Linked DNA regions of Homo sapiens: region 2 is linked to region 1. A link is an interaction called in ENCODE POLR2A ChIA-PET data of the cell type or tissue named here. Cell type or tissue: PC-3. All regions are shown on one strand. Links, peaks and the distances in the headings refer to the core of each region. The heading gives the core; the rest is flanking DNA. Region 1 overlaps AKAP12 (A-kinase anchoring protein 12). Region 2 overlaps MTHFD1L (methylenetetrahydrofolate dehydrogenase (NADP+ dependent) 1 like).

Region 1 (4,260 bases), core at 261-4,260:
TATTAAACAGCATTTTTCCGTGCTTTTGACATCAGTGACAGCTCATGGTTAGGTTTTTGTTTAGTTTTGTTTTGAGACGGAGTCTTGCTCTGTCACCCAAGCTGGAGTACAGTGGCGTGATCTTGGCTCACTGCAGTTTCCATCTCCCGGGTTCAAGCAATTGTCCTGCCTTAGCCTCTCAGGTATCTGGGATTACAGGCATGCACCACCACGCCTGGCTAATTTTTGTATTTTTAGTAGAGATGGGGTTTCACCATGCTGGCCAGGCTGGTCTCGAACTCCTGACCTCAGGTGATCCGCCTGCCTCGGCCTCCCAAAGTGCTGGGATTACAGGCTTGAGTCACCGTGCCCGGCTCGCTCATGATTAGGCTTTATGGTTGCTTCCAGAAATCAGAATTCTATATGACAGTTTGCTGTAGGATAGACAAAGGCATAATTTGGCATGTGACACTGACCTGTAGGATTTGGGACACCTTTGTTTCTACCACTGTCCACTTAAATAAGAAGAGAACTGACCCATTTTGGTCCCTGGGAGGACTGGCCCACAGTGGAATTTGGTCCTGCTGTAGATAAAATAGCAAGATCAACTGATGGGAGAAAATAATGAACAAGGGCCATTCCTACTGGAGGGTTTTTACTTTACAGTGGCAGACAAAGCTAGAGGTGAAATTTTTTTTCCCATTTTGATTCACTTGCTCTTTCTAAAACTGGAAATACTGGTAGTTCAGAACCAACCCTCCTCCTATAATGAAAACAGAATTCTGCTTCTTTGTAAACTTTCTTAAATGTTAGAAAGAAGGAACCGCATATAAATATTGTCTAAACTCTACAGCAGGGTCTGATATATGTAGATTTGGGGAGGGGGCTTGATTATGTCATTTGGTGGACTTCTATAAGAGCATACACAATGAGGCATGGACACAAACATTTATTTATAATGAAAATAAACACAACTAATTACCTTAGCCTTGGCGAGCAGTCCCTTTCTTCTGAGCTTTGGGATTTTCAGTTTATACAAACAGCTTATATAGAAATGCAACTGGGCTTCCTCTCCCTAACTAAAAAGTGCTGTCATGCTGTGCTGTTCCCAGCATTCACAGAGACTGCACAAGTGCCATTGGTTTGGGGCAAATCTGCTTCTACCGAAAAGATGAAAAAAAAAAAAAGAAAAAGAAAAGCTCCCTTTCCGCAACCCAAATTATCAATCGTTTTATAGTCTATGGCTTGTACGGTCTTCTCTTTGTTAAAAACCCAAACAAGAGCCTGGGTGCAGTGGCTCACACCTGTAATCCCAGCACTTTGGGGGGCCGAGGCGAGTGGATCACCTCAGGCCAGGAGGTCCAGACCAGCCTGGCCAACATGGTGAAACCCCGTCTCTACTAAAAATACAAAAAATTAGCTGGGCGTGGATGGCAGATGCCTGATATCCCAGCTACTCATGAGGCTGAGGCAGGAGAATCGCTTGAACCCGGAGGCGGAGGGTGCAGTGAGCTGAGATCACGCCACTGCACTCCAGCCTGGGCAACAAGAGCGAAACTCCATCTCAAAAAAAAAACAAAAACAAAACAGAAACCCAAACAGGAATGATTTTTAAAACATTGTATCTTGGGCTGAGACCAATTTTAGATTTAAAAGTTTTGCAGGCTGGGGGCGGTGGCTCACGCCTGTAATCACAGCCCTTGGGGAGGTCGAGGCTGGGGTCCAGGATTTTGAGATCAGCCAACGTGGCGAAACCCTGTCTCTATATTTTTTTTAACTTTTGGTAATTAGAACAACTTTGAAATTTAAACGTGAAATTCAATCTTAGTATCTGTTAGGCAGATGATTTTTTTTTCCCCGAACAGTTGAGGAAAATCAGTTACTCAAAAAGCAACACCTTATTTATTTTGATAATAGCATATTTGATTTTGAAATAAAGTGTCTGCAAAACTCATTGCCATATACAAGTAATCCAGTGATTATCTCAGGTCTTCATCCATTTGAATTAATCACTTACAATGCAGTTATTTGTTTTCTTTTTGAGATTTGCGTCTCTGCAGAGTACGTACAGCAAACATTTTAAAGCATGTGAAAACCAGCTTTTCTCCAACCTTCACAGGTCACATTTGTTTCTGTGAGCAAACAGACAATGGCAATCTTTTCCTTAGCTTTAGAAAGTTTTTTTTTTAAAGAGGCCCTTGCTCTGTCACCCAGGTCAGAGTGCAGTAGTGCAATCATGGTTCGACGTAGCCTCAAACTTCTGGGCACATGTGATCCTCCTGGCTCAGCCTTCCCAGTAGTTAAGACTAGAGGCATGTGCCACTGCGCCAGATAGTTCTTTAAAATGCTTTTGTAGAAACAGGTTCTTGCCATGTTGCCCAGGCTGGTCTCAAATTCTTGGCTTCAAGCTTCCTTCCACGTCAGCCTCCCAAAGTCTTGGGACTACAGAAGTGAGCCACCACAGCCAGCCTTAAGTAATTTCTGTTCACACCTCTTGTGTACCCAGAGTTGAGGATATTTACACCAGCAGCAATGGAGCAGGAAGCAGCTGGGTGCTCTGACCTTGGCATTTGCCACTCTGGGGCTAGCTGCTTTAAAACTGTCAGCCAGTGACCAGATGAACCAGGCCTTGTTACACTAATCAGATAACGGTATAGAGGCGGCTCCCGGTGTGTGCACGTGGACCGCCACTGTGACACCAGCTGTGATCACACCCCCCACCCCCGGGGAAAAATGAGAAACAAAAACCCTCAAAATGCTGTCACTTAAAGCAGAAGTCTTTGAGGGGATGTATTTCTTAACGTTTTACAGGATTCCACTTTTCTACATCTGAGTATTTTCCCCCAGATATAGTAACAAATACAACACTTTAGAGAATTTCATTTTTCTAATGGCGCTTAATGTCATCGTCTGCTTTTATTAAATTTGCCATTTGAACCCACCAGCTCCTGGTGTACAGTTCCTCTGGGAAACAGAAAGGCCGAAAGATTACCGCCAGATAATCCCAGCCCTCCCTAAAGATCTTGTTACCTTACAGAAAATCCATTCTGAGTTAAAAGTCGTTCTTCTTTGCTTTGAACATTTAATAACTTTATCTGTATAGTAGGCACCCTAAGACCTGCTCTGAGCCTCTTCAAAGATGACTCCCCCACCCCATACCTGTTTCCTCTGCAAGAGGCTGCTTTCTCTGCCCAGAAGGAATATTTTTATGATTTGATTCCTTTTCTATTTCAGTTTTCAAATTGTGACATCATTGGTATCTTGTTAGAAGTGCCTGTCACCCACATTACAGCCCTCCACTCCTCCTTTCCTTTTCTCTACACCAGTTGTTAACATCTGGCATTTGACATCTGTCTCTCACCCACACTTTGGCTAAAATATAAGAATCAAGCCCAGGTGCGGTGACTTACAACGGTAATCCCAGCACTTTGGGAGGCCGAGGAGGGCGGATCACTTGAGCCCAGGAGTTCGAGACCAATCTGGGAAGCATAGTGAGACCCTTGTCTCTACGAACGTTTAAAAAAATTAGCTGGACGTGGTGGTGCACGCCTGTATTCCTAGTTGCTTGGGAGGCTAAGGTGGGAGGATCGCTTGACTTGAGCCCAGGAGTTTGAGGCTGCAGTGAGCCATGATTGCACCACTGTACCAGCCTGGGCAACAGATTGAGACCCTGTCTCAAAAAATAAAATAAAATATAAGAATCATGAGGACGGCCGGGCACGGTGGCTCACGCCTGTAATCCCCACACTTTGGGAGGCCGAGGTGGGCGGATCACGAGGTCAGGAGATCCAGACCATCCAGGCTAACACGGTGAAACTCCGTCTCTACTAAAAATACAAAAAAATTAGCCGGGCGTGGTGGCGGGCGCCTGTAGTCCCAGCCACTTGGGAGGCTGAAGCAGGAGAATCGCTTGAATCCGGGAGCTGGAGGTTGTAGTAAGCCGAGATCGTGCCACTGCACTCCAGCCTAGGCTACAAGAGGGAGACTCTGTCTCCAAAAAAAAAAAAAAAAAAGAATCATGAGGGCAGAGTTTTCTTGGGATGGGGATTCGGAGGGTGGTCCATGGCAGGAGATGGGGTGAGGGGGGCTGTTTAGTTCAGTGCTGAATCCTCTGAGCCTGGACCAGTAGCTGGAACAGAGGTAGCGCTCAGCAAATATATGAATAAATGAAGACACAGTTTTCAGTTGGAGTTCACAGTATTACATTTATAATCATCTAGGTGAGGAGGAGCTGTTGGCTTTAACTCTGTATCAATTCATTTCCTGCTTAAAGACTGCGGC
Region 2 (4,525 bases), core at 210-4,209, 230 kb before region 1:
GTAGTTATAGATAAAGAACGAGGGCTGACCTTTGACAATCACAATCAAAAAAAACAAAACAAAAGAAGTGAAGGCTGAGCGAAGTAACTCACCCAGCAAGATGCAATTCGTATAGGGTAGAGTCCCCTGTCTCCCGATAATGCTTTGCCCCACACCTGAAAGTCTTGATCTGGTTCCCATTACCCCTCAGACTTTGGGTCCCCAGTAGAACCTTTGCACTTGCAGTTCTCCTTCCTAATGGGCTCAGGGAAACTCACATGACTGCCTGGAGGCTGTTTCTGCACCTGTAGATGGGAATGGGCAAGTCTCTCCCGACTCACTTGTCTCATAGTGTTGTTGAAAGGCTCAGGTGTGATCATTACAGTGAAATAAGGAAAGGCAGGGAAGAATCTCCATCGTTCTCCAAATACGAAGAATGAAATGCAATTTTTTTTTTTTTCTTTTTGAGACGAAGTCTCACTCTTGTCACCCAGGCTGGAGTGCAGTGGTGCCATCTCGGCTCACTGCAACCTCTGCCTCCCAGGTTCAAGCGATTCTCCTGCCTCAACCTCCCGAGTAGCTGAGATTACAGGCACCTGCCACCATGCCCAGCTAATTTGTGTATTTTTAGTAGAGATGGAGTTTCACCATGTTGGCCAGGATGGTCTCGATTTCTTGACCTCGTGATCTGCCCACCTCGGCCTCTCAAAGTGCTGGGATTACAGGCGTGAGCCACAGCGCCCGGCCACAAATAAGTTTATACCCTTGTAGTCATGGCCTTTCTTTTATCTTTCTGGTAATGAATAAAAATGAAGCATATAAGTGACAGAGAAACCAGCTACTTGATCAATAGTGGCATTGTTTCACAATTGTCTGTATTGGATTTTGCCAACCCACTAGAGAGTTACCAAAGCACATTTCTGACATAACTATGATTGATTTTTTTTTAATTTTTGACTAAATATGTTACTTTGACTAAATTGGTTACTTCATTGCATAATGGTGACCATTTACACTTTTCAGATAGGTACAAAAAATCTGTGTATTCTAGCTGGCCATGAAAGAGTAGCAAGCCTGTTATTTTTAAGAAAAAAGCTCGAGTAGTTACTGTATTTGTATCATTTTGGAAATCTCTCATTTTTCTAATCAGCAAAATGGGGATAATGTAAATAACAATAACCCTGACCTCACAGGGTTCTTGGGATTAAATGAGATATGGTGCATACAACGTGCTTAGCATGGCGCCTGGAGTATGGTCAGAACTTAACAAACACAAGTTATAAATGAGGTCCCGAAATACAAGAAATTCACTTCCTCAGAAACCTTCCTTGAGCCTGGCTACATCTATAGCTACATTTTCTACATGTTAAATGCCTCCCTCAGAAGTGTCACTGTTGGAGTTGCCAGGGCACCAATTTATTACTTTGAAAATAGATAAATAAAAGAATCAAGACAAAAGAAAAAGGTGCTACCAAAGAAGACATTCTGTCTTACACTGGATCACACGAGATGTGGATATTTGGCCCGGAACTGCTCACATGGGTCAGCAAGCCTGAGAATGACCGTGGAGAGAAATGGCTGGGGCTGCAGGACTCAGCCAAGCCTGGCACGCGTGTCTTCCGGGCACCGGAGCAGGACGTTGTCTGAAAACATGAAGAATGAAATGGAAGTAATGTAATACCTGGGGTCGGGGCTGGGGGAAGCTTTCTAAGTACAGGCAGGGTCTTTCTATGTTGCCCAGGGTGGTCTTGAACTCCTGGCCCCAAGCGATCCTCCCACCTCGGCTTCCCAAAGTGTGGGGATTGCGAGTGTGGGCCACTGTGCCTGGCCTAATTACTGATTTTAAATATTAATCTTTCTAAAAGTCAAACTCCAGAACTGTGCATGTAGAACTATTCAATTTCTGTATATAACTATAGAAATATATATTAGACGGGCCGGGCGTGGTGGCTCATGCCTGTAATCCCAGCACTTTGGGAGGCCGAGGCGGGCAGATCACGAGGTCAGGAGATCGAGACCATCCTGGCTAACACACGGTGAAACCCCGTCTCTACTAAAAATACAAAAAATTAGCCAGGCGTGGTGGCGGGTGCCTGTAGTCCCAGCTACTCGGGAGGCTGAGGCAGGAGAATCGCTTGAACCCGGGAGGTGGAGCTTGCAGTGAGCCGAGATCGCGCCACTGCACTCCAGCCTGGGTGACAGAGTGAGACTCCATCTCAAAGAAAAAAAAAAAAAAATATATATATATATATATATGTATATATTTATATATGTATATACACACACACACACATTAGATAAGCACATTGTTTATATAGGAATCAAAAATTACCTGTGAGTAATTTTTATTTATGTAATTTAATAATTACATAAAAATTATTTGCAGAGGTTACCTCTGGAAGCAGTATTAGAAGTGGAGGACTTTTTTCTTCTATGTTGAAAATATTTTAAGTAAATTTTTAAAAACGAATAGAAATTTAATCAGGAACAGGCTTTCTACCATTAAAAAACTTTATAGTCTTCTTTACAAAAGAAGAGAAATAATTGTACTTGTTCAGTCATTCAAGGCCACTGAAATAATTGGCATAGCTTGAGCTCTGTAGTACTGTCACAATATGCAAACACAGTGTGGTAATTTTTATAGTAATTGAACATGACTTACGTCTTAGAAAGTCATAAGTTAGGAATTTATTCTGTTCGTTCTTTTGAAGTGAAAAGTAAAGAAAGCAAAACATTTTTTGGCCGGGCGCGTTGTCTCACGCCTGTAATCCCAGCACTTTGGGAAGCCGAGGCGGGTGGATCACCTGAGGTCAGGAGTTTGAGACCAGCCTGGCCAACATGGCAAAACCCCATCTCTACTAAAAATTCAAAAATTACCTGGCCATGGTGGTGGGTGCCTGTAATCCCAGCTACTCGGGAGGCTGAAGCAGGAGAATCACTTGAGGCCAGGAGGCAGAGGTTGCAGTGAGCAGAGATTGTGCTACTACACTTCAGCCTGGGCGACAGAGCGAGACTCTGTCTCAAAAAAAAAAACAATGACTTTGACCTGAATGTCCCAAGGGTCTGCTTTGTGTAGTCTGCCCCTCTACAAGCAGGGACCAGGTCTTGGTCACCTGGTGTCCTTGTAGTAAGCTCTTAGCAGGGACTGGGTCCTGGTCACCTGGGTGTCCTGGTAGTAAGCTCTTAGCAGGGACTGGGTCCTGGTCACCTGGGTGTCCTTGTAGTAAGCTCTTAGCAAAGGTTGCTGAGTCGAATGAACTTCACCGTTTCGGTCCTTTGGTACAGTAACAGGCACTCAAGAGAGTCCACGCTGTAGGGTTGATCAGCCACCATGAGAGAGAAGTATACTCTAAGAGCACACACCATCAACCCCAGAGCATCCCTGCCGACCAGGAATGTAGTTACAGCGGTGCAGGTTCCCAGCTACCCCAAAGAAATCCCAGGAGAGTCCATCTCTACTAAGTCAAGCAAATAGAAATTGCAACTGTAGCAGCACAATCTATTTTCATTATATAGTGTGTGTCTCTCTCTCCCCTCATCTCTCTCTCTCTCTCCTTTCCCCTCGGTCACTTGACATTGATACTGGGCCATTTATCCTCGTGCATCATCTTAGAGTTACATTTGTATAATTATCAACATGGCCATTTGATATAAACAATTCCGTCCCTCACATCCAAAGAAAAGGGAAGAGACAGAAAGAAAAGGCCTAATTTCTGAGCAATTTTTGTTGTTTGTTTCCCATTTTGTAATTGTCCTCCATCTTTACTCATCTGTTTTTTTAAATATTAATTATTTTTTTGAGACAGGGTCTGGCTCTGTTGCTCAGGCTGGAGTACAGTGGTGCACATGGCTTACTGTAGCCTCGACCTCCTGGGCTCAAGAGATCCTCCCACCTCAGCCCCCTAAGTAACTGGGACCACAATTGTGCACCACCACACCTGGCTAATTTTTGTTTGTTTTTTGTAGAGATGGGGCTTTGCCATATTGCCCAGGCTGGTCTTGAACTCCTGGGCTCAATCCATCCTCCTACCTGAGCCTCTCAAAGTGTCAGGATTACAGGCGTGAACCACCATGCCTGACCAAAAATACTTTCTGAGGGTCTAATATTGCCAGGCACCGTGTTAACAATTCAGAAAATACTCCTGCTTAATAAATAAAGACTTGAATTTTTTTAGTTACTTCATTGAAAAGAAAATCTTTTTATTTAAATTGTATCGTCAGCCAGGCGCAATTGCTCACCCCTATAATCCCAGCACTTTGGGAGGCCGAGGCAGACGAATCATTTGAGTCAGGAGTTCAAGACTAGTCTGGCCACCGTGGTGAAACCTTGTCTCTACCAAAAATACAAAAATTAGCCAGGCATGGCGGCGGGCACCTGTAATCCCAGCTATTTGGGAGGCTGAGACAGGAGAATTGCTTGAACCCACGAGGCGGAGGCTGCAGTGAGCTGAGATCACGCTGCTGCAGTCCAGCCTGGGCGACAGAGCCAGAGGCCATCTCAAAAATAAATAAATAAATAAATAAATAAATAAATAAATAAATAAAT

The links. Peaks named below come from ENCODE experiments on the same cell type or tissue, not always from the same donor. Only the 100,000 strongest peaks of a DNase experiment are listed, where the experiment ranks them.
Region 2: POLR2A ChIA-PET joins it to region 1 with 5 read pairs; 7 of 35 experiments call an interaction of 5 or more read pairs at or near these places.

What each region holds. Positions count from the first base shown.
Region 1 is chr6:151,308,820-151,313,079 of GRCh38, forward strand. The region is part of intron 3 of AKAP12 (A-kinase anchoring protein 12); the gene reads left to right. Among named protein-coding and RNA genes, the nearest start is that of AKAP12, 71 kb to the left of the region's middle. RefSeq lists an enhancer at 3,968-4,260. In PC-3, for the core only: no CTCF peak of the experiment used is centred there; no DNase peak of the experiment used is centred there.
Region 2 is chr6:151,082,770-151,087,294 of GRCh38, forward strand. All of the region lies in intron 26 of MTHFD1L (methylenetetrahydrofolate dehydrogenase (NADP+ dependent) 1 like), which reads left to right. Among named protein-coding and RNA genes, the nearest start is that of MIR12131, 18 kb to the right of the region's middle. In PC-3, for the core only: no CTCF peak of the experiment used is centred there; a DNase peak (open chromatin) is centred at 2,622; H3K27ac peaks cover 3,592 bases.